3 separate regions of the Homo sapiens genome follow, and regions 1 and 3 are each linked to region 2. The links are chromatin loops, found by intact Hi-C in ENCODE. Cell type or tissue: B cell. All regions are shown on one strand. Each heading gives the region's core, and the rest is flanking DNA. Links, peaks and the distances in the headings are about the cores only.

Region 1 (10,351 bases), core at 3,109-8,108, 310 kb after region 2:
ACTGCAACCTCCACCTCCAGGGTTAAAGTGATTCTCCTGCCTCAGTCTCCTGAGCAGCTGAGATTACAGGCACACGCCACCACACCCGGCTAATTTTTTTGTATTTTTAGTAGAGACGGGGTTTCACCATGTTGGTCAGTCTGGTCTCGAACTCCTGATGTCGTGATCCACCTGCCTTAACCTCCCAGAGTGGTGGGATTACAGGCGTGAGCCACTGCGCCTGGCCTATATGTTTTTATTTTGCCATTATTATTATTCTTATTATTATTATTATTATTATTATTTGAGATGGAGTCGCACTCTGTCACCCAGGCTGAAGTGTAGTGGTACGATCTTAGCTCACTGTAACCTTCCTCTCCCCGGTTCAAGTGATTCTCAATTCTTCAAGCCCACCACAATGCTCCACTAATTTTTCTTTTTTTTGAGACAGGCTGGTCTCGAACCCCATCTCTAGTAAAAGTACAAAAAGTAGCCAGTCATGGTGGTACACACTTGTGATCTTAGCTATGTGAAGGCTGTGTCACGAGAATTGCTTGATCCTAGGAAGTAGAGGTGGCAGTGAGGAATTTTTTTTTGAGACAGATTCTCGCTCTATCACCTAGGCTGGAGTGCAGTGGTGTGATCTCGGCTCACTGCAACCTCCACCTCCTGGGTTCAAGCGATTCTCCCGCCTCAGCCTCCCAGGTAGCTGGGACTACAGGCCTGCACCACCACACCCAGCTAATTTTTGTATTTTTATTACACGAGGTTTGGCCATGTTGGCCAGGCTGGTCTTGAACTCCTGACCTCAAGTGATCCACCTGCCTCGGCCTCCCAAAGTGCTGGGATTACAGGCACGAGCCACTGTGTCCGGCTGACTTTTTTTTTTTTTTTTTGGAAACAAGGTCTCACTTGGCAGCCCAGGCTGGGGTGCAGTGGTGTAATCATAGCTCATTGCAGCCTCAACTTCCAGGGCTCAGGCAATCCTCCCACTTCAACCTCCCAGGTAACTGGGACCACAAGCATGTACCACCATGCCTGGCTAATGTTTTTTTTTTTTTGAGACGGAGTCTTGCTCTGTTGCCCAGGCTGGAGTGCAGTGGCGCGATCTCGGCTCACTGCAAGCTCCACCTCCTGGGTCCACGCCATCCTCCTGCCTCAGCCTCCCAAGTAGCTGGGACTACAGGTGCCCGCCACCATGCCCAGCTAATTTTTTGTATTTTTAGTAGAGACGGGGTTTCACCATGTTAGCCAGGATGGTCTCGATCTCATGACCTCGTGATGCGCCCGCCTCAGCCTCCCAAAGTGCTGGGATTACAGGAGTGAGCCACCGCACCCGGCCATGCCTGGCTAATTCTTTTTATTTTTATTTTTTTATTTTGTTGTTGTTTTTGAGACGGAGTCTCGCTCTGTTGCACAGGCTAGAGTGCAATGGCACGATCTCGGCTCACTGCAACCTCCGCCTCCCGGGTTCAAGCTATTCTCATGTCTCAGCCTCCCGAGTAGCTGGGATTACAGGCACCCACCACTGCGCCCGGCTAATTTTTGTATTTTTAGTAGAGACGGGGTTTCACCATGTAGGTCAAGTTGGTCTCGAACTCCCGACCTCAGGTGGTCCGCCCGCCTTGGCCTCCCAAAGTGCTGGGATTACAGGCATGAGCCACCACGCCCAGCCGGCTAATTCTTAAAAAATTATTTGTAGAGACAGGGTTTCACTATGGTGCCCAGGCTGGTCTCAAACTCATGGTCTCAAGTGATCCTCCTGCCTAAACCTCCGAGAGTGCTGGGATTATAGGGATGAGCCACCATGCCCTTTTTGCCAACTCTTTTTGTAAATAAAGTTTTATTGGAACCCATCCATGTTCATTCATGTACATATTATCTGTGGCTGCTTTTGAACTTTCATGGCAGAGTTGAGTAGTTCCAACGGAGAGCATCGGGACCTTTGCAGAAAACGTTTGCTAAGCCTAGTCTTTGTTATGTTTTCCTTTTTTTTTTTTTTTTTTGAGATGGAGTCTTACTCTGTTGCCAGGCTGGAGTACAGTGGTGCGAACTTGGCTCACTGCAACCTCCGCCTCCCGGGTTCAAGCAATTCTCCTGCCCCAGCCTCCCAAGTAGCTGGGACTACAGGCGCGCGCCACCACGCCCAGCTAATTTTTATATTTTTAGTAGAGACAGGGTTTCACCACATTGGCCTGGATAGTCTCGATCTCTTGACCTCATGATCCGCCCGTCTCGGCCTCCCAAAGTGCTGGGATTATAGGTATGAGCCACTGCACCCAGCCTTTTTTTTTTTTTTTTCCCTCTTTTTTGAGATGAAGTTTCGCTTTTGTTTCCCAGGCTGGAATGCAATGGCACGATCTCAGCTCACTACAACCTCTGCCTCGCAGGTTCAAGCAATTCTCCTGCCTCAGCCTCCCAAGTAGCTGGGGATTACAGGCATGTGCCACCAGGCCCAGCTAATTTTGTATTTTTAGTAGAGGTGGGGTTTCACCATGTTGGCCAGGCTGGTCTCGAACTCCTGACCTAAGATGATCCACCCACCTAAGCCTCCCAAAGTGCTGGGATTACAGGCATGGGCCACCGCACCTGGCCTTTCCTATGTTTTTGAGAAACCTTTTTGGTAAACTTACCATAAACTGAGAAAGCTAATGTCTGTAATGGCTGGTAAATGGTCATGCAGTTTCTGATTTTTTTTTTTTTTTTTTTTTTTCCTGAGACAGAGTCTCCTTCTGTCCCCAGGCTGGAGTGCAGTGGTATGATCTCAGCTCACTATAACCTCTGCCTCCTGGGTTCAAGCAATTCTCCTGCCTCAGCCTCCTAAGGAGCTGGGACTACAGGCATGTGCCACCACATGCAGGTAACCTTTTTTGTAGAGATGGGGTTTTTCCATGTTGTCTAGGCTGGTCTCCACCTCCTGACCTCAATTGATACACCCTCCTTGGCCTCCCAAAGTGCTGGGATTACAGGCATGAGCCATTGCACTGGCCTGATGCTTTAATTTTAGATACGGATCTTGCCACACTGGCCAAGCTGGACTTGAAATCCTGGGCTCAAGCGATCCTCCTGACTCAGCCACCATGGCCAGCTCCTAGAGTTCTTTTCTTTTGAGGTAAAATTTACATGCAGTAAAATCCACAACTCTTGCATATCATTCCATAAGTTGGTATGGAGACACCTGTGTAATACAAATCTGTATCAAACTGCAGCTTATTATCATCACCCCAGAAAGTTCTCTCATGCCCCTTCACTTCCCCAGAGGCAACCACACTTCAGTTTAACCTATTCTGTAACTCCACGTATATTGAATCATACACTATACATTGGGTATATATATATAGTTACCCATATAACTTGGGTAAGACTCCCCAGTGTTGCATGTATCAAGTTTATTCCATTGGGTTATTGATTAATTGGTCAGCTGAGTTACTGGTCTTTTCATTACTGAGTTGTAAGAGCTCTTTCTATACTCTAGAAACAAGTTTCTTTTTTTTTTGAGATGGAGTTTCGTTCGTCCACCCAGGCTGGCGTGCAGTGGCGAGATCTTGGCTTACTGCAACATCCACCACCTTCCGGTTTCAAGCCATTGTCTTGCCTTAGCCTCCCAAGTAGCTGGGATTACAGATGCCTGCCACCACACCCGGCTAATTTTTGTATTTTTAGTAGAGATGGAGTTTCACCAGGTTGGCCAGGCTGGTCTCGAACTCCTGACCTCATGATCTGCCTGCCTTGGCCTCCCAAAGTGTTGGGATTACGGGTGTGAGCCACTGCGCCCGGCCAATATACTTTCAAAATACCTCCACAAAGGGATCAATTGAGCCTAGGAAGTGGAGGTTGCAGTGAACCATGATCACACCACTGCACTCCAGCTTGGGTGACAAAGCAAGACTTTATCTCAAAAAACCCCCGAAAAGCAAAAAAACAAAATACCTCCATAGAAAATAGTGATTAATTACAAAGGCAAAAAGAATAACTTCGCAGTAGAGAAACCTGGATGATACTCTGTCATCAATGTAACAGGAGAAATGAAATTATGCACCACCTGATAGAATGCAATGCAAAGAACACAAAGATACAAACATCAGACAAACTTAAATTGAGGGTCATTCTACAAAATAAATGCCTTGTAATCTTCATAGGTATCAATGTTGTTAAGGTTTAAGGACTAAGGAACTGTTCCATATTGAAGGAGATGAAACTTTATTAAATGCAAAGTGTGATTTTGAACTGGAAACTTTTGCTATAAAGGACTTCATGGTGCAATAGGAAAAACCTGAATGGGGTCTGGGGATGGCATCAGTGTTAATTTCCTGGTATAAATGATTGTATTGTGATTATGTAAGAGAATATATAGACTATACTTGTCTGTAGAAAATACACATTAAACTTTTTGATAGTGATGGGTATTATGTCAGCAACTTACTCTTAGATGATTCAGGAAAAGTTCTTTGTATTATATTTGCAACTTTTCTGTTAAATCTGAGAAAGTTTCAAATTAAAAACTTTTTTTTTCAGACGAGTTTGGCTCTGTCGCCTAGGCTGGAGTGCAGTGGCGTGATCTCAGCTCACTGCGATCTCCACCTCCTCCTGGGTTCAAGCAATTCTCCTGCCTCAGCCTCCCGAGTAGCTGGGATTACAGGCATGCACCACCACACCTGGCCAATTTTTGTAGTTTTAGTAGAGACGGGGTTTCACCATGTTGGCCAGGGTGGTCTGGAACTCCTGACCTCGTGATCAGTCTGCCTTGGCCTCCCAAAGTGTTGGGATTACAGGCGTGAGCTATCTCGCCTGGCCCTCTTGATCACATTCTATTAACTTTTTTATTTAATATATTTTACTGTCCGTGACACAGCCCTCAGGAGATCCTGAAAACATGTACACACCCTCATTTTTAAAAGATCTCAGAAACTTACCAGCAGTTAGTCACGTTCTCACAAGCAATTAGTTACTTGCTTCTCTGCGATCATATAGCATTATGTTCACAACTCCATTATGGCCAGTCATACTTTTTATGTTTCTGAAACAGGGTTTCGCTCTGTCGCCCAAGCTGAAGTGTAGTGAGTGGCGCGATTATAGCTCACTGCAGCCTCCATCTCCCCAGCTCAAGGGATCCTCCCACCTCAGCCCTCCAAGAGGCTAGGACCACAGGCTTGCAACACAACGCTGGCTGATTTTTGTATTTTTTGTAGAGACGGGGATGGGTGTGGTGGTCTAGAGCTCCTGGGCTCAATTGATCCTCCCGCCTCAGCCTCCCAAAGTGCTCCGCACCCGGCCAATATACCTTGTTAATAATTTAAAAATTTTCGGCTTCTATGTGGGCCATTCATTAACTCATCAAGTATTTACTGTACATCTGTTCCTTGTCTCAGGTGTTCAGGATACACCTGTGAACAAGTTAAGATTAGGTTCTCATGTAATTTATGTGGAAGGTAAATGAGAAACTAGAAACGCCGGGTCGTGGTGAGCGCTATGCAGAAAGTGTATGGGTGTGAACAGTTGTTCAAGATTGTTAAGATCTGACAACTACTTTCTGAAGTCCTTTGAAGCAGTGAATCTGAACGCGTCTCGTAAGTGCAAATCAGAAGGGAAGACCTGCTGAGGTCTCGAAAGAGCCAGTGCAAGGGCCCCTGGGGCAGGAATGAGCCGCTGTGGCTGGACCCCTGAGGGAGTGGAAGGTCTGTGAAGCCGAAAAGCCTAGGCGTGGGAGTCCCAGATGGCTGTTCACAAATGCCGCCGGGCCGCTGGGGGTGGAGGGCCTGAGGGAAAGCGGGGCCCGGCGCAGTCCCAGTCCGGGTGCAGGGCCCTCGGCCAGCACTCGATACCCTAGACAGGCTTTCCCTTGGGCATTTCTCGCACCAGGCCTTTTCCCTCCAGCGGAGGCGGGCTATGACACATAACCCACCTGCGGTTGTTGACCGCATAATGATTCGACGTCGGTAGCGAGGGAAGAGCAAGGCTCAAAAACCGGCGCTCACTAGGGCAGAATGCAGCCTACGGAGGATGGCGGAAGAGGCGGCTGAGGCCGCAGGACGTGCTATTCCAAGGCACGGCCGCACGAGTGCTACGCATGCGCGTGCGCTGGCTCGCGTCAGATACAGTGCCAGTTCCCAGATGGGGCGGGGCCGGGCGTCCGCGCCGGAAGAGGGTTGGCTGGGCGGGGCCGGGAAGCGGCAGTGGCGGCTACGCGCGCGGGGGTGCGCGCGGGAACGACCGGGAAACACCGCGAGGGCCGGGGTGGGCCAGGCTGTGGGGACGACGGGCTGCGACGATGGCCGCAGCGGCGGGCGGCGGCGGGCCGGGGACAGCGGTAGGCGCCACGGGCTCGGGGATTGCGGCGGCAGCCGCAGGCCTAGCTGTTTATCGACGGAAGGATGGGGGCCCGGCCACCAAGTTTTGGGAGAGCCCGGAGACGGTGTCCCAGCTGGATTCGGTGCGGGTCTGGCTGGGCAAGCACTACAAGAAGGTGGGTTCGCGCGCCCGTGGGGGCCGGGAGACCACGCGACCGGGGCCGGAGGCGGCAGCTGGCCTCGCGGGCCTCGGGCCGCCCCTCCCCCCCGCACGCCACGAGGGACAACAAAGGCAGGCGCCGGGCCCGCCACGCCCCCGCCGCCCGCTCTGGGCGCCCGCGATCCCGGGGCCTGACTGGGGTTCGGGGCTCTCTCCTCTGAGCCTACGCACCCATGGTGAAAGCCCCTGCTCAGTCTCGTGTGCCAGAGCAGGTCGAGCTCAGCCACTAAGCGAGTGTGACTCTCTCTCTTTTGTCAGCTGCCTTAGGTGTGTGAACAATGATCCCTAAAGACCGAGCAAGCGTGGTAAAAGCAGCTTCAAGTTTTGTTTAGAGCGTATTCAAAGTCTCGAGGGGGTTTGCTACCTGTTGTTGAATTGCTAAACGACTGGGATGATTGTATTCGTTAATTAATAACAGGCAATATGAATTCTAGGATGGATGAGAACTATTAACGACGGTTCTACCTCATCGTGCTTCTGGTTCTGTGTGGCGTGAGAGTTGATGGTCGCTTGTACGTAAAGTGTTCTAAAGGGAGGCCTTCCCCAAGAACCCAGTTTTTATTAGAGCACTTTTCTTGTGTCACCTTTATTTTCTTCGTAGTGTTTACCACATTTTGAAATTATTCATTTACTGATTTCTCCTACCTTTGGAACGGAAGTTCCGCCGAGTCAGTAGTTTTCAAAGTTTTGACTTAATCCTTTGTTTATAACAAATGTTTTTTTTTTTTCCAACTTCCCTTTTGTGTAAATATTCAGGAGGACTCCCTTAAAGGGTGTAATGAAGCAGGTAGCCGAAAAGGCTCCCCAGCCTCTGAAGTTTTCCTATCACCCTCTTTAGTTCTGTACTTTCTCCTATTGAGAATCATAGCACTGAAGCAAGGGCTTTGTTCACTGCAGTGTATCCGGGAACGTGGCTGATACTTATTGCCTTACCCTTAGTGGCTGCTTAGTAAATATTTGTTGAATGAATGAAAACATAAACTAGTTTAGGAACCTATTTTTTTGGCCTCAGCAGCTCAGTGAAGCCTGTCAGTGTTTGGCAGTTATTAGGCATGGGCAGGGATCTTGGGTTCCTTTGGCATTACACGTGGTACATTCAGAAATGACCATTTCTGGCCGGGCGCGGCTTGGAAGGCCGGGCGGGTGGATCACCTGAGGTCAGGAGTTCGAGACTAGCCTGACCAACATGGTGAAACCCCGTCTTTCCAAAAAATACAAAATTAGTCGGGTGTGGCAGCACATGCCTGTAATCCCAGCTACTCGGGAGGCTGAGGCAGGAGAATCTCTTGAACCCAGGAGGCAGAAGCTGCAGTGAGCCGAGATTGCACCATTGCACTCCAGCCTAGGTAATAAAGTAAGACTGTCTCCAAAAAAAAAAAAAAAAAAAAAACAAAAAAAAACCAAAGACCCAGAAATGATCATTTCTTTCTTTCTTGTTTTTGAAGGTCAGCTAGAAAAATTACATTTCTTATCTGAAGTTTGAGGAAGTGAGAGACAGTAATTATATTTTTAGGTGTCTGGACTTTTCCTCCTCTGAAATTACATTTAGACTGTAGATTTTTAGTAATATTGCCCTTTCTTACACAGTGATAAATTGGTCACTTTTTAAATGTAAGTAATAGAGCTTCCAGAAGTGGCTAATGGAATTGAATATGTTATGAAAATATTGGTTAATTCTTCTTTATTACATTCCTTTTAGCCAATGCTTTGGGTCTTAAATTCAGTGAAGCTTTAACAAAGAAAAATAATCTACAGGCATATTCCTTTGAATAATATCAAGGAAGAGAGTAGAAAAAGGCAAATTTCAGTAATTTCTACCTCTCCGCACTGTTCAGTGTGCATCAGTTTGGGATCAACTACAAGAAGCTTTAGACATGGATAATCCTTCGATATTTGTTTGGGTGGGTAGGGAAGTGGCTACAAAGCAGTTTGAGGAATTGCCCAGCAGTATTGAGACCACTAGGCTAATGTTGATTCACTATCCCTGAGACTTTATAGACAAAGTTACCTTTGACTTCTCAGGACTTTGTAAAGCCAGAGTGTATTTCTAGGGTCTACTGAGATTGAGAAACGTATATACCCTAGGCCTGACAGCCAGAATCTTTTCAGTCTCTGGGTGTTAGCGTTGAAGTGGTGAAAATATTATCACAAAGTTCTTTGCTTCTTTTCTACACAGTGCATTTCTATTTGGTGTACGCATTGGTTTTAACTAACCGTTTCTAGTGCATTTAATACTGCATTTTCAGAGCAGACAACAGTTTCAGTCTCAGTAAACATGATTTTGTTAGTGTCATTTTTTATTTATTTTTATTTTACTTTATTTTTTTGAGACAGGGTCTTTCTGTGTTGCCCAGGCTGGAGTACAGTGGCGTGATCATAGCTCACTGCAACCTCAAACTCTTGCATTCAGCTCATGCATTCAGTGAACAACTGAGCATTTACCATGTGCCGGGTACTTAAAGTATAACTCACTTAAAGTCCTCATAGCAGTCCTAAATGATAGATATTATTTACCTTCTTTTTCAAATGGAAGATACCTGAGACTTCATTTAGGAATTTTCTTTTTTTTTTGAGACAGGGTCTTTCTGTGTTGCCCAGGCTGGAGTGCAGTGGTGAGATCATAGCACACTGCAGCCTCAACCTCCTGGGCTCAGGTGATTCTCCCACCTCAGCCTCCTGAGTACCTGGGACTACAGGCACGAACCACCACACCTGGTTAATTTTTTGTATTATCAGTAGAGGCAGGGTTTTGCAGTGTTGCCCAGGCTGGTCTCGAACTCCTGGGCTCTCTGCCTGCCTCAGCCTCCCAAAGTGCAGGGCTTACAAGTGTGAGCCACCACACTTGGCCCACACTGACTCTTACTTGAAATATTTTGAGACTAATAAATTTTTGTTTTCTTAAATAAAATATAATAGACTTTTTTTGATCAAAAGATTAATTGGGCCAGGTGCAGTGGCTTGCGTCCGTAATCCCAGCACTTGGGAATTCCAGGTGGGAGGTTCATTTGAGCCCAGGATTTGGAGACCAGCTTGGGCAACATGATGAGACCCTGTCTCAAAACAAAACAAAACAAAAAAATACATCAGTTGTGGTGGCATGCACGTGTAGTCCCAGCTACTTGGCTGAGGCAGGGTCCTTGGAGGATCACTTGAGCCTAGGAGGTCGAGGCTGCGGTGAACTGTGTTGGCACCATTGCACTCCAGCCTGGGCAACAGAGCGAGACCTTGTCTCAAAACAAAACGAAACAAAACAAAACAAAAAACAAAAACAAAAAAAAACCAGATTAATTGTTTATGACATAGAAATTAAAATTTCTTAATTAGGAGTCAGTGTTTTTTTTGTTTTTTGTTTTTTGTTTTTTTTTTTTGAGATGGAGTCTCGCTCTTCTGCCCAAGCTGGAGTGCAGTGGTGTGACCTCGGCCTCCCAAGTTGAAGTGATTCTTCTACCCCAGCCTCTTGAGTAGCTGGGATTACAGGCACCCGCCACCACGCTCTGCTAATTTTTGTTATTTTTAGTAGAGCTGGGGTTTCACCATGTTGGCCAGGCTGGGCTTGAACTCCTGACCTCAGGTGATCCGCCAGCCTCAGCCTCCCAAAGTACTGGGATTACAGGCATGAGCCACTGTGCCTGGCCTACATGCATTTTCATGTTTGGTAATTTGGTAGGATGATTTGGAAAAAAAATCTAATCAGAATTAAATATTTTATAGTTTATTAAAAATTGGACTGAGACTGGGGGCTGTGGCTCACACCTGTAATCCCAGCACCTTGGGAGACCGAGGCCGGTGGATCACCTGAGGTCAGGAGTTCGAGACCAGCCTGGCCAATGTGGTGAAACTTCTGCTCTACTAAAAATGCAAAAAT
Region 2 (10,351 bases), core at 2,082-7,081:
CCAGCTAATTTTTGTTATTTTTAGCAGAGACAGGGTTTTGCCATGTTGGCCAGGCTGCTCTTGAACTCCTGACCTCAGGTGATCCACCTGCCTCGGCCTCCCAAAATGCTGGGACTACAAGCGTGAGCCACCGTGCCCTGCCTGTGTAGACATAAATTTTTGGCTCCTCTGAGTAAATACCAAGGAGGGCAATTGCTGGGTCATATGAGAGTACGTTTAGTTTTGTAAGAAGCTGCTGAACTGTCTTCCAAAGTTCTGTACCTTTCACATTCCCAGCAGCAATGCATGCGAGCTTCTATTGTTTCACATTCTTACTAGCACTTGGTGTTGTCAGTGTTCTGGCTTTTTTTTGTGAGATGGAGTCTTGCTCTGTCGCCCAGGCTGGAGTGCAGTGGCGCGATCTCGGCTCACTGTAAGCTCCGCCTCCTGGGTTCACACTATTCTCCTGCCTCAGCCTCCTGAGTAGCTGGGACTACAGGCGCCCGCCACCATGCCCGGCTAATTTTTTGTAATTTTAGTAGAGACGGGGTTTCACTGTGTTAGCCAAGATGGTCTCGATCTCCTGACCTCGTGATCCGCCTGCCTTGGCCCCCCAAAGTGCTGGGATTACAGGCGTAAGCCACCGCACCTGGCCAGTGTTCTGGCTTTTGCCCATTCTATTTAGTAGGTGTGTTGTGGTATCTCATTTTTGTAGGGTTTTTCTTTTCTATCTCATTTTCTTACTGATTATTGGTATATATGCTGTTATGCCTTTTTGTATATTAACTTTGTATCCAGTAACCTTGCTGAACTCTTTTTATTTTTGAGACGGAGTTTCAATCTTGTCGCCCAGCCTGTAGCGTAATGGCACGATGTTGGCTCACTGCAACCTCCGCCTCCCAGGTTCAAGTGATTTTCCTGCCTCAGCCTCCTGAGTAGCTGGGATTACAGGCTTAAGCCACCACACCTGGCTAATTTTTGTATTTTTAGTAGAGATGGGGTTTTACCATGTTGGTCAGGCTGGTCTCGAACCCCTGACCTCGACCTCCCAAAGTGCTGGGATTACAGGTATGAGCCACCATGCCTGGCCATGAACTCTTTTATTAGTCTTTCAAATTTTCGATGTGGAAAATCACATCTTTTTTTTTCTTTTTTTTGAGATGGGGTCTCACTCCATCACCCAGGCTGGAGTGCAGTGGTATGACCATGGTTCACTGTAGTCTCAACCTCCCCAGGCTCAGGTGATCCTCCCACCACAGCCTCCCACGTAGCTGGCACTATAGGTGCCCACCACCATCCCAGCTAATTTTTTTTTTTTTTTTGTATTTTTTGTAGAGACAGGGTTTCACTATGTTGCCCAGGCTGGTCTCAAACTTCTGAACTCAAGCAATCCTCCCACCTTGGCCTCCCAAAGTGCTGGGATTACAGGCGTGTGCCACTATGCCTGGTAGAAAATCATATTAATCATACATTAGGATAGGCAGAGGAAACAATATGAGGAGGGCCTTGACAAGAGAAAGTTCAAGAAACAGAGAAGGCAGATGATACTGGGCATAGTGAGAAAAAAGGCAGATGATGAGGCAAGACAGAGGCAGCATCATTGCACGAGGTCTTGAAATACATGTTTAGGATTCTGATGCAATGAAAAGCCATTGAAGGGGTTTAGGTTAAAACTGGAGGAAAGCCTCTAAGATAAGCTATTGGATTCTGCCAATGTTTGTGTCCTGGCCTACATTTTCATCAAAATTTGGATGAATAGACATAAAGCATGCTTTTAAAGGATAACTCAAATATAATCCTGAGATGGCTTATTGTGAACTTGTAAAGTCTCAAGAATACATCCTTAGACATGAGACTGAGTGCTTGCTAAGATCCTTTCCAACTTTGAGATGTTGAGGTTCTATGCTTTTCTTGTTTTTCTTTCTTTTTTATTACTGCTGCTTGTGGAGCAGGGCAATCCCATAGGCAGTATGCCCAGAATAGGTGGTTCTATGCTTTTCATCCTGGGCACCCTGGAACTGGAGGGAATGTTCTTTTCCACTGCAAGTGGGGAAATAGAATGAACCTGTACTTTGAGATGCAATCTGTTAGGGCAGATATATATATATATATATATTAGTTTTTAGTAGAGACGGGGTTTTACCTTGTTAGCCAGGATGGTCTTGATCTCCTGACCTCGTGATCTGCCCACCTTGGCCTCCCAAAGTGCTGGGATTACAGGCATGAGCCACCTCGCCTGGCCAGGCAGATCCATATTTATACAAATAACTATCACATATATGGTAAGTGTTGTAATAGGCATACAAGGGATGCAGGAGGATATTATGAATGGAAGGGGATGGTACAGAAGGTTGTGATATTTGGACTGAAGCAGGAGCAAGGGGAAGGCTTGAAAGAAACTATGGCAGGATACAGGAAAAAGAAAAAGGACTGAACCAGAACAGCATGTGTCAGTGGAGCTGTTTCTGAGGCAGGAGGAAAATCTGGTAGGTATGAGGGGAAAAGGAAGGGAATAACTGAGAATCACTCCTGGGTCTCTAGCTCTACACATAACATGGTGACTGTCTTAACTTAAAGAAGGCTGGGGTCCGGGTGCGGTGGCTCATGCCTGTAATCCCAGCACTTTGGGAGGCAGAGGTAGGAGGATAACTTGAGGGAATGAGTTCGAGACCAGCCTGGGCAACACAGTGAGAACCCATCTCTACAAAAAATTTAAAAAATTAGCCGAGTGTGGTGGCAGAAGCCTAAGGTCCCAGCTACTTGGGAGGCTGAGGTGGGAGGATCACTTGAGCCTGGGAGGTAGAGGCTGCAGCAAGCCATGACCGTACCACTGCACTCCAGTCTGGGCAACAGAGTGAGACCCTCCCACTGGGCTTAAGCGATCCTCCCACCTTGGCCTCCAAAATGCTGGGATTACAGCTGTGAGCCACTGCCTGGCCCTGGGGAAAAATAAATATTAAAGAAATTTCGGACCCTTCAGCCAGGCACGGTGGCTCATCCCTGTAATCCCAGCACTTTGGGAGGCTGAGGCGGGTGAATCACGAAGTCAGGAGTTCAAGACCAGCCTGGCCAAGATGGTGAAACCCTGTCTCTACTAAAAAAACAAAAATTAGCCAGGCACGGTGGCAGGCGCCTGCAATCCCAGCTACTTCGGAGGCTGAGGCAGAGAACTGCTCGAACCTGGGAGGCAGAGGTTGCAGTGAACTTAGATCGTGCCACTGCACTCCAGCCTGGGCGACAAAGGGAGACTCCGTCTCAAAAAAAAAAAACAAACAAAAAACAAAACACTTAGGGGCAGGCATGGTAGCTCACGCCTGTAAATCCTAGCACTTTGGGAAGCCGAGGCGGGCGGATTGCCTGAGTTCAGGAATTCGAGAACAGCCTGGGCAACACGGTGACACGTCTCTACTAAAATACAAAAAAAATTAGCTGGGCGTGGAAGCGTGCGCCTGTAGTCCCAGCTACTCGGGAAGCTGAGGCAGGAGAATTGCTTGAACCGGGGAGGCAGAGGTTGCAGTGAGCTGAGATTGTTCCACTGCACTCCACTCTGGGCGACAGAGCAAGACTCCATCTCAAAAAAACAAAAAACAAAAAACAAAAACACTTCGGACCCCAATTCACTATTCCAAAAGGAAAAAATTAAGTTGAAAGCTGAGTCATGCACAAACTGCCTTTCATTCCTAAGCAGACATACTTGACATAATACACAATTGACTATTCCCCTACCTGCTCCTTTTCTCTTGTTCCCTCCCTATTTTCCCTCCAGCCCACTTTTCCCCTTTAAATACTGAATTCCTCAAATTCATCTTTGGAGAAAGGCAGAGACCACAGACTGTTTCTGTGATTCTGTGTTTTTTCCTTTCAGGAATGTCCTTCACCTTGGCAAAATAAATTTCTAAATCAATTGAGACCTGTCTCAGATACTTCTTGGTTTACAGAAGGGATGGAAGATTCCAATACTTTTGAGTTTTCCTAGCCATCTAACTACAAAGGAGCTCAAAGCCAATTCTATTCCTGAAGTCTGGGACAGGAATATGCTGGCTACTCCAGGCAGCAGGAAGAATGATCAAAGTAACTTTAAAGCTCCCACCTGTGTGTTTTCCTACAACAGTAAGTTAAGGATTCTACAAAATCTGGGGCTTTGGAATGAAGTAATGTTAATTTCAACAGAAAAGGAAACCTATTTTTTTTATTTGAGACAGGGTCTCACTCTGTTGCCCAGGCTGGAGTGCAGTGGTGCGATCTCAGCTCACTGCAACCTCCGCCTCCCGGGTTCAAGCAATTCTCCTGCCTCACGTTCCGAAGTAACTGGGATTACAGGCACTTGCCACCACGCCCGGCTAATTTTTGTATTTTTAGTAGAGACGAAGTTTCACCATGTTGGTCAGGGTGGTCTCCAACTCCGGACCTCAAGTGCCTTCCAGAGTGCTGGGATTACAGGCGTGAGCCACCGCGCCCGGCCTCAATATTTCTTAGTTAACCAAATATACCCCAACTGTCATCAATTTTGTTATAATTAATTATCCCACTTGTAACCATTTAAAAATTATAGATGAGTTTTTTTTTTTTTTTCGGTACTAAGTCTTGGAAATTTGGTGTGTATTGTACACTTACAGCACATCTCAACTTGGGCCAGCCACGTTTCAGAGCTCACCAGCCACATGCGGCTCACGGGAGCGGAGCCCCGCCGAGGACCTGTGGCGTCCTCCCGCTCCTCTAAGGGTTCCTTCCAGAGCCCAGATGGCCCGCGACCTAGGCCCCGCCCCGCGCCCCTCCCAAGTTACATCACAGAGCCCACAGGCCCCACCCGCTGGTGGCCCGGTCCGCGTGTGCGCCGACTCTCGCACTCTCCTCGCTCCGGGCGCCCAGACTCTGAGAGAGAGCGACGGCCATCATAGAACAGCGAAGGCAGTCGATCGGCCTGCGGTCCGCTTCGGCATTCGCAGGCCGCAGGCGGGAGGCTAGAGCCCCCAGGCGCACCTCGCCCCAACCGCCCGCGGCTCGGGCAGCTCTGCAGAGACGTCGTGGCGGCAGGGCCAGCACCCATTGGTCCGCCACAGCCCTCCGCCCTCCCCCTCGCCACGCTTATTGGCCGGAGCGGCGGCGCTCGCCGGGTAGGCGGTGGCGGCGTCCCTCCCTTGCGCCGGCCCTCAAGAGGCGACGAGGAAGCGGCCGCCTCCCTGCGCCCCGCCCCTCCGGCTAGCTCGCTGGCTCCCGGCTCCTCCCGACGTCTCCTACCTCCTCACGGCTCTTCCCGGCGCTCTCCTGGCTCCCTTCTGCCCCAGCTCCGTCTCGGCGGCGGCGGGTAGGTGCAGCCGCAGGCGGGGTCCGATTGGAGGGGCGGCCTCCTCACTGTCCCGGGGCTGCCCGAGCCTTGCCCTGCGGCAGCTGGGTACCCCACGGGGCCCGCCCGAGGCGTGGAAGGGCGGTGGCCGCCGGCCTGCGAGACGCGGGGGCGTCCGAGGGAGGGGGCCAGGCGGGGGGCTGGCGGCTTTGACCTTCGGAGTCTTTGAGGCGCGATCTAGGGGGGTCTTTGGAGTGAGGGGGGCTGAGAGGTCCAGCTTTTGAGGGTCGGGGCGGTGGGGCCGAGCGACATGCCTTGGGCTCTGGATGGGGCTGAGCCGCGGAGCGAGGGTCGGCCGCAGTCTGGGGCCCTGGGTGGGGTTCGGAGGTGTAGGAGAACTCAGGGGTCGTTTTCTGAGGCTTTGTGGGGGTCAGTTGATGTGAGGCTGAGGTGAGCCTTAGTATGTCCAGTCAGGGATTATGGGTGGGGCTGAGGGGTGGTCTGGAGAACCGGGCCCTAGGCGGGGCTCTTCCCCCTTGCAAAGGCCCCGACACTGTGTGGGGACTAAAGCGTGTGTCTGGCAGTGGGAGTGCGAAAGGGTCACATTAGGGTGGGGGTGGGGAGGGTACAGGGACTAGGAGAGGCAGTTGGAAACATTACCCAGAACAGAGATTGTGATTTAGCACATGGAACAAGTTCTCCGCCGGTGTGAGTTAGATCCCTTTGGTGAAATTGTCCTGTGGAGGAGTTGTGAGGGTTTTGCTCACTTCCAGGAACGGGTAAATTAAATGCATTTGCTGCTTTGGGGAAGAGGCAGTGATTGATTACCTTTAGGTTTGTGCTTTAGGACCCAAGCTCGGATGAAATACGTGTTCCTCGCGAAGGTTAGTGTTACCCAGCTTTCTACTGGAAACCCCCTTTTCTCCTTTGCCTTCTCTGGTCCTGTTACAGTATTGCTCCCCAGGGCCTCTCGATTCTCTCTCCCTGGTTGCATAGCATTGCAGTGTTTCTTGCAGTGTGTGTGTGTGTGTGTGTGTGTGTGTGTGTGCGCGTGCGTGTGTGTGCGCGTGCGTGTGTATGTGTGTGTGCGCGCGCGCGCGTCTCCCGCCCATTTCCCTGCTGCTGTGCTTTTGGCAACTGCCTCTGCTCTTTCCCAGGGATGGTTGTGGCATTGCATCAGGGGATATTTGTGCTTGTAATTTGCTCACTCAGCCCAGGAGGAGGGTGAATAGTATGCTGTAGAGATGGGGGGCGGGGGCAGGGTGCCGTCAGCTTGGCTGGGTAGACAGAGAAATGGGTGTGGTGAGGGAATACAGCTGCTCTAGGCCTTTGGGGTAACACTGCCCAGTCATCAGCCCAAAGAGATTCAAAGAGCACCACCAGCAGCTATTTTTATAAATCAATCCTGAATCCAAGCTGAGCACATGGATTTAGAGTGAACAGTTGTCATGCTCTATTACAAGCTGGGTGTTTGGTAGACAACATTAAAGTTGCTAAGCAGGAGACTCCCATCTGTACTGTGCAGTGTGTACTTTACTTGCAACTTTTAAACTTTGCTTTTCTCAACTCCAAAGATTGGGACATCTCTCTTCAGGCTGTGTCTTTTAAATTAACGTAGTTTGCTGATCCGTACTACTACTTTTCAAATGAAATGTTTTCACCTCAGTTACACACTTCCTTTCAAATTTAGCTTCAAAATAATAAAGCTGTCACTTTTTGAGCACTTGCCATCTCCCAGGCACTAGCTATGTTTGTTAACAGATGAGGAAATTGAGACTGATGGGAAGAAGAGGTCACACAGATAGTTAAGTGGCAAAAATGGTATCCAACCAAACCAAGGTCTCTCCAACCCCCACATAGTAGTTCAGAAACTTCAGAATTTTGGTTTACATTGGGATGATTCAAGTGCTTGAGAATTTATTCATGCAAAGTAAACAAACTCACCAGAGACTGATAAACCAGATACCAGTTAATGCATGTTGGAAGTATTAAGTGCCATGTGCACAATTGGATTTAATTGTCCACTGACCAGGACACCTCCATTGTTCTGGGCTGCCTAATCAGTAATAAAAAGGTAGTTGATTATGGAATTGGAAAGGCACTAGATATTCTTAGTGGGTATTTTTTAAATTTAAATTTTATTTATTTATTTATTTTTGAGACAGGGTCTTGCTCTGTCGCCCAGGCTGGACAGTGGCAGGATCTCGGCTCACTGCAGACTCTACCTCCGGAGTTCAAGCAGTTCTCCTGCCACAGCCTCCGGAGTAGCTGGGATTATAGGCATGTGCCACCACACTCGGCTGATTTTTGTATTTTTAGTAGAGACGGGGTTTCGCCACGTTGGACAGACTGGTCTCAAACTCCTGACCTCAAGTGATCCGCCTGCTTTGGCCTCCCAAAGTGCCCTGGGATTACAGGTGCAAGCCACCATGCCCGGCCATTTATTTTTATTTTATTCTATTTTATTTTTTAAGATGGAGTCTCGCTGTGTCATCCAGGCTGGAGTGCAGTGGCATGATCTTGGCTCACTGCAACCTCTGCCTCCCAGGTTCAAGTGATTCTCCTGCCTCAGCTTCCTGATAGCTGGGATTATAGGCACCCACCACCACACCTGGCTAATTTGTGTGTGTGTGTGTGTGTGAGTGTGTGTATATACGTGCACACACATACATATATACATACACATATACATATATATACACACATACATACATATACACACACATATATATATATTTTTTTGAGATGGAGTCTTACTCTGTTGCCCAGGCTGGAGTGCAGTGGCACGATCTCAGCTCACTGCAACCTTCGCCTCCTGGGTTCAAGTGATTCTCCTGCCTCAGCCTCCCTAGTGGCTGGAACTACAGGCACGTGCCACCACGCCTGGCTAATTTTTTGTATTTTTAGTAGAGACAGGGTTTCACTGTGTTAGGGTGGTCTCTATCTCCTGACCTCGTGTTCCGCCTGCCTCGGCCTCCCAAAGTCCTGGGATTACAGGCGTGAGCCACCGCGCCTGGCTAATTTTTGAATTTTTAGTAAAGATGGGGTTTCACCATGTTGGCCAGGCTGGTCTTGAACTCCTGACCTCAGATGATCCACCTACCTCGGCCTCCCAGAGTGTTGGGATTACAGGCATGAGCCATCACGCCTGGCCTTACGGGTATTTTAATCAAGGAACAAAAGTCTAGTGAGTCTCCCTTTCCCCAGTGTAAAAACACATACAGTGCTGGAGGATGTCTTAACACATTTTCCTACTCTGTCTCACTTGTTTTTTAAGTAGTCTCTTCAAATATTTGTCATTCCAGCATCCCTTTGTTAAAATTTTCAAATTTACAAATACATTTATATTACCTATTAAAAAGTCATTTTCCATTGTTTGCTGACAGTGAAGGAAGCACCTGGATTTTCTTATATATAGGCGGCTTAGCTTTAGTCAGAGAGTAGATTCTTCCTAATCTCATAGTGTCTTGTTCTTCCTAATCTCATAGTGTCTTGTTCTTTCCTAATCTTGTTTCTGAATTTGGTGATCAATCCTTTGGCTCTGTAAACTTTTGCTCTTGACAGTTTTTGGAATCACTTTGCTTTTTTTTTTTTTTTTTTTTAAAGATTAAGCGTGAGTAGTTGCTATGTAGCTTTTAGATTTCCTTAAGATGTGAGAAAATCTGAGAGGAACATTTTGACCCAGTGGAAGGCATCTTGGCAGTTCATGTATATAGTCAATTTGAAAAGGAAACCAAGTAAGTATCAGTGATTTCACTTTGTCTTTCTAAACAGCACTTTTAGAACCAGGTTATTGTAGACTTATTGCTAGGAGTGAGTGGGTTGAGAACAATTAAGGTTAAGAAGGGGGATTGTAGGGCTGGGTGGCTCATGCCTGTAATTCCAGCACTTTGGGAGCCTGAGGCGGAGGATTGCTTGAGGCCAGAAGTTTGATACCAGCCTGGATAACATAGTGAGACCCTGTCTCCATTAAAAAAAAAACAAAAACAACTTAGTCGGTCCCCAGATAATTTTAGTGTACAGCAAAACAACAAAAACAACAACAACAAACTTAGCTAGGTGTGGTGGCATGTGTCTATAGTCCCAGCTACTCTGGAGGCTGGGGTGGGAGGATCACTGGAGCCCAGGAGTTCAAGGCTCCAGTGATATGATTGTGCCACTGCACTTCAGCCTTGCTGAAAGAGCCAGACCTGCTCACCCCTGCAAAAAAAAAAAAAAGGGGTAATAAAGCACACTGATACATATAGGGGATCATATTCATCATACTCATCTACCATTTTAGAGCTCCTAGGCCAGTCTTTAAATGCAGACCTTATGGTGAACTATTTTGGATGTCATTAACATTTTAAGGTTGAAAGTCAACACAATTACTTTCGTGATTCTTTTTCCTTTTTTTTTTTTTTTTTTAGAGATGAGATCATGTTCTGTCAGCAGTGGGGGAGATCATAGCTCACTGCAGCCTTGAACTTCTGGCCTCAAGTGATCCTCCTGCCTCAGCCTCCCCAGTAGTTCAGACTGTGTATGTGCACCATCACACCTGGCTAACTTTTGTGATTCTTGTTCTTATTCTTTTTTTTTTTTTTTTGAGACTGAGTCTCGCTGTATTCCCAGGCTGGAGTACAGTGGCGCGATCTCAGCTCACCACAACCTCCACCTCCCGGGTTCAAGCAATTCTCCTGCCTCAGCCTCCTGAGTAGCTGGGATTACAGGCACTCCCGCTGCGACCAGCTATTGTGATTATTTATAGGTTAAAAAAGTTAATCTTCTTGGCTTGGGCATGATGGCTCATGCCTGTAATCCCAGCACTTTGGGAGGCCGAGGCAGGGGGATCACTTGAGGTCAGGAGTTCGAGACCAGCCTGGCCAACATGGTGAAACCCTGTCTCTACTAAAATACAAAAATTAGCTGGCATGGTGGCAAGCGCCTGTAATCCCAGCTACTCGCGAGGCTGAGACAGGAGAATCACTTGAATCTGGGAGGCACAGGTTGCAGGGAGCCAAGATCACGCCACTGCACTCCAGCCTGGGCAACAAGAGTGGAACTCCATCTCAAAAAAAAAAAGTTAATCTTACTGTAAACTAATATTTT
Region 3 (10,351 bases), core at 302-5,301, 360 kb before region 2:
GGCGTGAGCCACCACACCCGGCTGAAACTCATAAATGATCCTTCTAAAACAACAGATCCTATTATTCTTTCCCTATCCTTCATCCAATTCCAAGAGTCTCATCTAAAGCCTGAGGAGATCTCATTGGCCAGAACTCAATGATCTACTTATTATTCAGTAATAGTTACTGACCACATGCAATATGCCAGGCATGTTAGGCTCTACAGGTACAATAGTGAGCAAAATTGATACTTCCTTACACTCACAGAGCTTAAAAGACATTCAACAAATAATCACACAGATAAATGTAAAATTACAACTGTGATTAAGAACTGCAGAAGAGAACAAATATAGGAAAGCCTATAATATGACAGCAATCTGACTTAAGTGGGATGATTGGAACATTTCCCTAGGGAAGACTTGAAGGAGCTGAGAGCTGAAGGACAAGTAGGAATTAACCAGATGAGTGGAAATGAATGAATGAAAAGTATACTCAATGTACAAAGAAAGAACAATGTATAAAGTTCCTGTATTGTAAAGAAGCAGAGAGAATTCAAAGAATGTTAGTGCAGCCAGGACCCAGAGAGTGAGAAAGGGCCAAACCAGGCTGGGCCTTTCAGGCCATGTTAAGGATTCTGGTCTTCACACTAGAAGAAATAAGAAATTATTAAAGGGCTTTCATTAGGGGTGTTCATGGCTGGGTGCGGATGGCTCATACCTGTAATCTCAGCACTTTGGGAGACCAAGGCGGGTGGATCACCTGAGGTCAGCAGTTTGAGACCAGCCTGGCCAACATGGCGAAACCCCGTCTCTACTAAAAATACAAAAATTAGCCAGGCATGGTGGCGGGCACAAGTAATCCCAGCTACTTGGGAGGCTGAGGCTACTCGGGAGGTTGAGGCAAGAGAATCTCTTGAACCTGGGAGGTAGAGGCTGTGGTGAGCCAAGATGGCATCACTGCACTTCAGCCTGGGTGACAGAGTGAGACTCCGTCAAAAAAAAAAAAAAAAAAAAGGGTGTTCACGTATATCTGTGTAAGACACAGCCAGATTTGAGTTTTGAAAAGATCACTCAGAATGTGATGTGAAGCCTCACTTGTAGGGAGTCAAGACTGGAAATGGGAAACCAATTTAGCAGACCATTGTTCAAGAGAGGACTCATGGTAACACAGATCAGGCAGCTGGTAGAAGCAATGTGAATAGGATAGACTCCAGAGAAGGATTAAGAAGGTAAGCTTGACATGCTTTCCAAATAAATTAGATGTAGAGTCAAGGAAAGGGGAAGAGTCGCTTTGTGCCACTGGATGGAGAGTCGTGCTAGTTACTTCCTTGTGGAACATCTGGTCATCATTCTCTGAATGTCTGCTTTGCCGGCACCATGCTAGAAGTGCTGGAGGAGGACTGGGTTTCCAGGAAATGATCGTGTTGAGTTTAAGGTGCCTTGAGACACCCAAGTACAGATGCAAGGTGCACTCAAAACATTTCTCTTTCTGGGAGTCCTCAAGACTTCACTCACTCCTCAACTAGAATGTAAGCTCCATGAAGGACAGTTTTTGTATTTTGTTCATTGTAAGGTCAGCTGCAGTTCCTCACGTTTGGGCACCTAGCACAGTTTACTGGTTGTATAAAAGAATAAATTTATTTCATCTCTTGCCTGTGTCTGGCTCCTCCCATGCTCACACTGCCCAAGGGAGACAGTGGGCTTCATAAGATCTAAAGCCGCTCAAACTTGTCACAAGAATGGGTCCCCATGCATGGGTAGTGATGGTTCTGATGGTGGTGGTAGGTGTGTTCCAAGGATCTCTGCTTAGAACCAAGAACCAAGTGGCCTAAACTTTAGAAAATAACGTAAAATGTCAACTTAGCCTTCTGTGTTTCAAATCGGCTGTTTGACCTGGCTAATGCATTTCCCCCTAAAATCAAAGGACCTTCTGGAAGACAACCGCTGCTTAAATCAGGGTGTTCCCATATTTTAAAAAGGCGAAAAGGCAGTGCTGGCCGCGAGGTTCCGAAGCCACAGCCATCAAGGGGATCTGGCGCGGTTGACAACTCCCTCCGAGCAAAAGGCCGCGAGGAGCACTCACTGGACACGTCCCGAGCCGCGGCCGGACATTGGCTCAGGGCCTGTGACGCGAGGGTGTCAAGCTCCTCCAGGTCGTCGGCAGTGAAGTCCCCATGCGCGCCGAACGGGTCGTCAGGGTCCGGGGCAGCGGCTGCGGAGAAGCCCCGGGCCCGCTTGCTCGGGGGGTGCCCGGTGCCCGGCGGCGGGCCGGGGCGAGGCGCCGGGGGCTCGCTCCGCCTCTTGCTGCCTGGCGCGGAGGTCCCCGCCATGCTTTCCGCTCACCCCAAGTATCCGACAGCGCCGAGCTAGACTTGCCTGCCGCCAGGCCGGAGAACTGGACCAACCGTCCGCGCGCCGCCGCTTGCCTCCGCCGCGAGTGCCCCGCCCCTGGCCCAGGGGCCAATCAGCTGGCAGGCGGAGGGCGCGGAGGAATGACGAACGTCCGAGCGCGCCGCCACACCCGGCCCCGCCCGGTGTTTAGAGGTCCACGGGCGGGATTCGGCAGGTTTGCTGCAAGGACTCAGTGCGGCGCGACCCGTTACCGGAGAGGCGGGCCGGAGGCGCACCAGCTCCGCCGCGCTGGTGGCTTTGCGCTCCCTCCCTGGCATTCCGTGGAGGAGGGCCGCGCAGGAGCAGCCTGCCCTAGCATTCACGCGTGTTGCGTTTGAGTCGAGCCAGGCATCATTCAGGGATGTGGTCTCCGTGACCTCGCTTTCCTTCTGCCGCCAGACCCACCTCCCACAAACCCCTAGGCTTTCTTGAGGAGAGTGGAATTTGTTGGGTGAGGAGTATGAATAGAGCTGTCGTGTGCAGACATCTTCGGGTTTAGTGAATGTTTCACATGTGTACATTTGAGGTAGGCCCAGGGAGGAGGAAAGTCCAAGGAGGAATGATGTTTGGAGCTGTTCTTGTGTGGGAGGGGGTGGGAGCTGCTCAGGCTGTTAACATCCATTCCTCTGAGTGCTGGACTGTTTTTTTTTCCTAAGCTCTGGTTGTATAGAATAGGGCTCAGGAGGTCAAGGAAGTCCCCCTGTAAATGGCACCTGCGCTGTCCTACAAGTTGAGTCAAGTTAGCAGGATAGAGGGGTAGGAGGCTGGCACATAAGACTAACACGAGAATTCTACATTGAAAGGGAGGCCACACAAAGGCCAGGTAAGAGTTACCGGTGGCGAACAGAGGTAAAGCTTCACAAAGGAGCAGCAATTTGAGGTGGGCTTGCGTGCCTGACAGATTTTATTGGGCAGCTGTGGTGTGCAGAAGTTAGCCGCAATAGAGAATTTGGCAATGGAGAGTAACAGGAGCAAGACTCTTTCAGCCTTACCTGCTCAGTGCCAAACTTCACCTGTGAGTGTCCTAGGAATATTTGTGAAAGCATTAAATGAAAAGAGTAAATGAAAAAGAGAGTGCTATCAGGGCCTATAATGTCTAAGGAGTTTAAAATTTTTTGGAGCAACTGGTAGTCTCCGTCAGATAGCTTCCCAAGTGTTGCATGCTTAATTGCTGCAGGACTCTGGTCCTGGAAAGAGACAGGACTGTTCATTTGTTAAAGAGGGATAGGTTCCACCAAGTAACTTGCTTTCAGGAACAGTGTGAATCACTGGTGCTCAGGTTTGTTTTAGCAGCATACGGCTGGGTGCCAGCTAGCAAGGCCCCACAGGGAATGCCTGAAGCCTACTGAAGGGTGCTACTGGCTGTGCAACTTTCTGGAGAGGACCAACACAGGCTTCCCCCTGCCCCCTCTCCCGCGTTAATATCTAGTACATTAATCATGAAAGTTTTCAATATTCTAAAACCTAGTTTTGATTTAGCAGTCTCATAATGGTTCCAGAGCGCTCTTCGACAATATTCTCAGAGAAAGCTGAGCATTATTAACATAATTGTATTAAGGGCCTGGGAGGGAAATCCAAATACTTGTGCTTCTGAATTAATTTTTTTTTTTTAAATACAGGGTCTTGTTCTGTCTCCCAGGCTGGAGTGCAGTGGTGTGATCTTGGCTCACTGCAGCCTCGAACTCCTGGGCTCAAGTGATCCTCCCACCTCAGCCTCCCAAATGGCTGGGACTACAGAAGTGCACCACCACACCCAGCTAAGCATTTTAAAACATATTCAGCACACATTATGGATGGTCTCTGTCTTTGCATTTATTGAGGGGCAAGCGGTAGGTATGCCTGGGACTCCAGTCCTGGGCAGCAGGAGGTAGAGTGAGCCCCCATTTTGCCTCACCCCCAACCCCTTGCCTGGCACTGGCACCCCCTCCATCCACCAGCAAGTGGGCTGGGGCTTCCCGCAGCTGCTGCCCTGGACCTGTTTGGTGCGCATGGGGACTTCACTGCTAGCAACTTGAAGGATCATGTAATTTGCCCTGCCCTGCCTCTTCCACAGTAGAGAAGTTCCTTGACAACAGGAACTGTTCCGTTACATACCCCAGTGCCTGCATATAGCAGACGCCTTACATGAACAGATGAACAAGTCTCATCAAAATATACGGCAATTTGGATGTGACAACATAAAGATGGGTTTTCTTTTAAAAGCACAAATTCTGGTCAGGCACAGTGGCTCATGCCTGTAATCCCAGCACTTTGGGAGGCTGAAGCAGGCAGATCACTTGAGGTCAGGAGTTTGAGACCAGCCTGGCCAACATGGTGAAACCCCTCTCTACTAAAAATACAAAAAATTAGCTAGGCATGGTGGCGGGTGCCTGTAACCACAGCTACTTGGGAGGCCAAAGCAGGAGAATAGTTTGAACCCGGGAGGTGGAGGTTGCATTGAGCAGAGATCATGCCACTGCACTCCAGCCTGGGTGAGAGTGAGACTCCACCCCCTCCCCCACCAAAAAAAAGTGCAAATTCTTCCACTAAACTCATGTAAGGTATTCTGTCAGGTATACAACCACACAAGAACGCCATCCTTTCAAATGAGTTGGTTTAATTTCAGGTGATACAAAGTTTAGGGTAGAACAAGGACCAAAGAACAGACTCTGGCAAGATTCTGAGCTGGTTTTACTTTAAATTCACAGTTATGGTAGGAACGACTTAGTGAAAACAACTAAAGAGATGATGAGCCACTGTAAGATTTTTCTTTTTTTACAAAAGTTTATTCTTAAATGTACAACAGCTCCAAGACAACACTTAATTCCAGCTATACGTGGCAAAAGATGTTATGGCAGGGAATAGAGAGGTTTAAATACAGATGAAATAAAGGGTCACCATCTCCTCAGGCACAAGGAACAGCTTACTTTTTGCCAGATTTCTTAATTCCACCTGTGGCTGCAAAAGAAAAATAGTCACAATTAGGGAAAAATATAGTTCTTACGGTAGAAGCCCCACGGGCCTGCTGTGGACCTTAGTAAAGCCTGGCTTTTGTATTGGGCATTCACTTTAACACAAGCATGGATAGCAGCTTCACTGATACTGTCTGTTCTAGGTAAAGGTAAAATGAGGATGAGATGGAGTACAAGCAGTGGCTGGCTGTGCACTGGTCTAGATCTACACTTCTGTATACTTCACAGATTGGCTTATTTAATCCTCATGCCATATCAACCCATTTTACAGAAAAAGAAGTCCTTTTTTTTTTTTTTTCTGAGATGGAATCTTGCTCTGTCGCCCAGGCTGCAGTGCAGTGGCACGATCTCAGCTCACTGCAACCTCTGCCTCCCAGGTTGAAGCAATTCTCCTGTCTCAGCCTTCCGAGCAGCTGGGACCACAAGCCCTGGCTAATTTTTGTATTTTTAGTGGAGACGGGGCTCACCATATTGGTCAGGCTGGTCTCGAACTCCTGACCTCAGGTGATCTGCCTGCCTCAGATTCCCAAAATGATGGGATTACAGGTGTGAGCCACCGACCCCAGCATTTTTTTTTTTTTTTTTTTTTTTTGGAGATGGAGTCTTGCTTTGTCACCTAGGCTGGACTGCGGTGGTGCAATTTTGGCTCACTGCAGCCTCCGCCTCCCAGGTTCAAGTGATTCTTCATGCATGAGCCTTCCGAGTAGCTGGGACTAAAGGCGCATGCCACCATACCCGGCTAATTTTTGTATTTTTAGTAGAGATGGGGTTTGACCATGTTGGCCAGGCAGGTCTCGAACTCCAGACCTCAAGTGGTCCACCCACCTCAGCCTCCCAAAGTGCTGGGATTACAGTCTTGAGCCACCATGCCCAGCCAAAAAAGAAGTCTTATTGTTAGGTGTTGTTCAAGTATGTGACAAGCCAGGATCCCAACCTGAGTCATCTGACTTCAAAGTCCACATTCTTAACTGCCATGTTACACTACCTTCCATATTATGATCCTGGCACCTGGTATACTCTGTCAATTTACAAATGACCATATATGTGGAACGCAGTAGGCGATTTAAGAAACAGCATAGGATTGGGCCAGGCGCGGTGGCTCACGCCTGTAATCCCAGCACTTTGGGAGGTGGAGGCGGGTGGATCACGAGGTCAGGAGATCGAGACCATCCTGGCCAACATGGTGAAACCCCGTCTCTACTAAAAATACAAAAATTAGCCGGGCATGGTGGTGTGCGCCTGTAATCCCAGCTACTCAGGAGGCTGAGGCAGGAGAATCACTTGAACCTGGGAGGCGGAGGCTGCAGTGAGCTGAGATCATGCCACTGCACTCCAGCCTGGGCGACAGAGTGAGACTATTTAAAAAAAAAAAAAAAAAAAAGTGTAGGGTTACATATGCCTAATACAGGAAAGAAGATCCAAAGGGGCCTGACAAAATAAACCTTAAAATAAAAATCAGATGATGCTCAATGAGAAACAACTAGCATAGAGTTACACTAAAGACTGTTCTTTCCCCTATACACAATCACAGATTAAAAGAGGGTGCAAGATACCTTTTTTTTTTTTTTTTTTTGAGATAGGGTCTCATTCTATCTCCCAGGCTGGAATACAGTGGCGCAATCCCAGCTCACTACAGCCTGAACTCCCGTGCTCAAATAATCCTCTTACCTTGAACTCCTGGGCTTAAGCGAGGCTGCCTCAGCCTTTTAAATAGCTGGGATTACAGGAAACGGGCCGCCACCACCACCACGCCCAGCTAATTTTAAATTTTTTCTGTAGACAGGGTCTCCCTTTGATGCTGTGAACTCCTAGCCTTAAATAATCCTCCTGCTTAGGCCTCCCAAAGCACTTGGATTATGGTCAGCCCATTCTGTGCCTGGCCCCTTACACCATTCTGAAAAGGAATCTCAAGAGCTAGAAATCTCAGTGCTGGGTAGGTAAACAATAATGGATCAAACCCACTGGGAGAGAGGTCTTGGGAAGCCCTAGATGACACTCCCACCATCCTTGTCTCCATCATGCCTAGCATGGCTCACAGTGCTCAAATGGGGGCATAAACAACTGTGGAGGAAATAATCACTAGTTGGATCAATGTAAAATAATGCTTATGATGCACATAAAGTACTAGAACTGCTGGGCCTGAAAAATATTTTGAAATGTAATGAATTTCTCCTACATAAAAGATGTAAAAAAGGTGGAGGATTCAGTTAGAAAAGCATATGGAGCAACAGCACACTGAAGAGCCTGGACTTTATCTTTTAGTCTAGGCATACCCAGAAGTAAAAAGACTCAGAAAGCAAAAAAGCATATATTAGAGATAATATAAGCAGTACGAAAAAAAAAAAAAAGTTGGCCAGGTGCTGTGGCTCACGCTTGTAATCCGAGCACTCTGGGAGGCAGAGGCGGGTGAATCACTTGAAGTCAGGAGTTCGAGACCAGCTTGGCCAACATGGTGAAACTCCGTCTCTACTATAAATACAAAAAAAAACTGGCCAGGTGCGGTGGCTCACGCCTGCAATCCCAGCACTTTGGGAGGCTGAGGCGGGTGGATCACGAGGTCAGGAGTTCAAGACCAGCCTGGCTAAGATGGTGAAACCCCATCTCTACTAAAAATACAAAAATTAGCCGCACTCCGTCTCAAAAAAAAAAAATTAGCCAGGCGTGGTGCCAGGCGCCTGTAATCCCAGCTACTTGGGAGGCTGAGGCAGGAGAATTGCTTGAACCCGGAAGGTGGAGGTTGCAGTGAGCCGGGATCACGCCACTGCACTCCAGCCTGGGAGACAGAGTGAGACTCTGTCTCAAACAAAACAAAACAAAACAAAAAAACTTCTAAGTCAAGTAAGGTTCAAACACTAGAAGGCAGTGAAATACGAATTTGGGGCAAAAGATTGCGGACGACGTCAGACTTTGAGAAACTTAACTGTGAATCTGCGTCTGAGGTAAATACATTTCACTGTTTCCGTTTCTGCAGCTCTTCCTAAGGAATGGAAGCCCAGACTGCCTGGGAGGCAGGAGACCTCGTTTCCAGCTCCCGGCCCTTACTGCCGCTGCAAATCCTAGACTGGCTAGAGACCATTCGCTGCAGCGGACGTCGGAAAACGAGACCTCGCAGTTCAGGAGGCAGGAAAAAGACATGCCCGCGCCCTCATCCCAATAGGTGCTCATAGCGTTTGGCCAGCTTGAGCTCCATTCGGCCCCCACTTACCCAAGGGCCCCTTCCCCGCGGCCTTCGCTTTTAGCTCCTCGAGTTTCTTCTGCTCCTCTTTTTGTTTCTGCTTGAAAGCCTTATCTTCCTGGGGAGAGGCAGAGCGTGTTCAACTCAGGCCTGTCTCCCAGCGCCCCCGCACCCGCCAGTGCCTCCGCGCCCGCCCTCACCTCGTCCATCTCCTTGGCCTGCTTCTTGGGCTGTTTCAGTGGCTTCTTCTTGCCACCTGTGGGCGACACGAGCACGTTCGGCCTGCCCCTGCCGCCCGGTCCCCACCCCGCCGTCCCCGCAGTCCTCACGGTTCCGGAACACTTACCTTCGCGGCCGGACATGGCGCCTGCCGCCGCTTCCCCAGACCCTGCCACCGGAAACGGAGCGTCTGCCCCACCCTTTGTCGTAGACAGCGAGGCGGCCCCGCTGATTGGCTCCTAGTCAGGAAGTTGAACTCTCGCTACCGGATGCGGCGCTCCAGGGGCGGGTACTAACAGGTCAGAGGTCAACTGAGTGGCAGACGATTGGTCGGGCCACGCCAGGTACGAGGAGCTAGGGTTGTCCTGCCAGGGTAGAATCGGAACCGTAGGAGGGGTACTTAACCGGACGGCCTACCAGGCCTGTGGCCGTGCGCGGGAAGAGCACTGCAGGTAGACAGCAGGGCATGTGCATGTGCAAAGAGCTTCAAGCTCGTCGCTTTCCTGGAACCAAGGAAAGCACAGCTTGGGTGGAGGGAGATTAGGCGGGGAGATGGCAGAAGTGGACGGGAGTTATATCACGTGGTCCTATAGCTTTGGAAAACCCTGTAAGGAGTTTTATAATATAGTCAGGGGTGCAGCAGTTTGCGAATTCTGTTTGTTCATCTATGAAAATGGTCAAAAAAATTTATTTTGGTGATGGCCATACAACTCTGTTAATATAGTAAAACTACTGAATTGTACACATTGGGTGAATTATATGGTATGCAAGTTATATATCAATAAAGCTTTTTTTTCTTTTCCCCCCGAGATGGAGTCTTGCTCTTGTCTCTCAGGCTGGAGTGCAATGGCACGATCTTGGCTCACTGCAACCTCTGCTTCCTGGGTTCAAGCGATTCTCATGCCTCAGCCTCCCCAGTAGCTGGGATTACAAGTGCCCGCCACCATGTCCGGAAAATTTTTGTATTTTTAGTAGAGACGGGGTTTCGCCATGTTGGCCAGGCTGGTCTCGAACTCCTGACCTCGTGATCCCCCCGCCTCAGCCTCCCAAAGTGTTGGGATTACAGGCGTGAGCCACCGCACCCAGCCAAAGTTGTTATTTTTTTAAATAACAGTGCTGAGCGCTGGGATGCTACAGTGTCCAGAGATTAGGCAGATGAGTACATTTTTTGCTGGGTACGTACTATATGTAGGTACCAAGCTGAAATTCTAGTGAGTGAGACAGACTATAACCAAAGCAAATAAATGGGATACATGTTGCAGGTCATGTGATATATGCATGGAAAAAATAAAGCAGAGAAAGTGGGTCAGGAGTGCTAGGGTGGGAGTGGGATGGCCATATCTGATAGGGTGCATGGGGAAGACCTCCCAAGGGGCTACTATTTGAGCAGGACTTGAAGAAGGTGAGGGAGCGAGCAGCACAGATAGCAGCTGTCGTGAAGGCCCTGAGCTGGGGACAACTTGGTGCGTTCCAGCAACTTCAAGAAGGTCCATGTGCTTGGAGTGGAGTGAGGAAAGGGAGACTAGTGGGAGATGAGGTCAGAGAGGAATGAGAGCCAGTGGGTAGGTTCCCTGTAGGCCATGGAAAAGACAGGCTTTTACCTTGAGAGAAGTGGGGAACCATTGTAGAGGTTGAG

What was found. A loop is a pair of places that touch in the nucleus more often than their neighbours do. Peaks named below come from ENCODE experiments on the same cell type or tissue, not always from the same donor. Only the 100,000 strongest peaks of a DNase experiment are listed, where the experiment ranks them.
Region 1: it touches region 2 in a loop (14-fold over the local background); 3 of 110 quality-filtered maps call a loop at or near these places.
Region 3: a loop joins it to region 2, with 13 times the contacts of the local background. A loop is called at or near these places in 3 of 110 quality-filtered maps.

Annotation. Positions count from the first base shown.
Region 1 is chr3:47,777,694-47,788,044 of GRCh38, reverse strand. It overlaps SMARCC1 (SWI/SNF related BAF chromatin remodeling complex subunit C1), which reads left to right and starts at 6,152. Exons shown (of 28, transcript NM_003074.4): 1 at 6,152-6,442. The coding sequence starts at 6,248. RefSeq lists silencers at 5,409-5,468, 5,579-5,628, 6,039-6,258, 6,439-6,678 and an enhancer at 5,912-6,206. In B cell, for the core only: no CTCF peak of the experiment used is centred there; DNase peaks (open chromatin) are centred at 6,084, 6,634, 7,484 and 8,004; H3K4me3 peaks cover 3,221 bases; H3K27ac peaks cover 3,383 bases.
Region 2 is chr3:48,083,706-48,094,056 of GRCh38, reverse strand. It overlaps a transcript of MAP4 not described here. Among named protein-coding and RNA genes, the nearest start is that of MAP4, 72 kb to the right of the region's middle. RefSeq lists enhancers at 4,542-4,591, 4,652-4,721 and silencers at 4,942-5,511, 6,152-6,271, 6,362-6,411. In B cell, for the core only: no CTCF peak of the experiment used is centred there; DNase peaks (open chromatin) are centred at 4,846, 5,016 and 6,166; H3K4me3 peaks cover 2,509 bases; H3K27ac peaks cover 2,816 bases.
Region 3 is chr3:48,438,804-48,449,154 of GRCh38, reverse strand. It overlaps TMA7 (translation machinery associated 7 homolog), which reads right to left and starts at 8,898. Exons shown (of 4, transcript NM_015933.6): 1 at 8,843-8,898; 2 at 8,697-8,752; 3 at 8,527-8,614; 4 at 4,947-5,307. The coding sequence starts at 8,858. The coding sequence ends at 5,273. It overlaps ATRIP (ATR interacting protein), which reads right to left and starts at 2,418. Exons shown (of 13, transcript NM_130384.3): 1 at 2,063-2,418. The coding sequence starts at 2,309. It overlaps ATRIP-TREX1 (ATRIP-TREX1 readthrough), which reads right to left and starts at 2,376. Exons shown (of 15, transcript NR_153405.1): 1 at 2,063-2,376. CCDC51 (coiled-coil domain containing 51) reads left to right here and starts at 9,036. Exons shown (of 4, transcript NM_001256964.2): 1 at 9,036-9,167. RefSeq lists silencers at 2,114-2,473, 8,601-8,660 and an enhancer at 9,091-9,230. In B cell, for the core only: no CTCF peak of the experiment used is centred there; a DNase peak (open chromatin) is centred at 2,444; H3K4me3 peaks cover 1,419 bases; H3K27ac peaks cover 1,795 bases.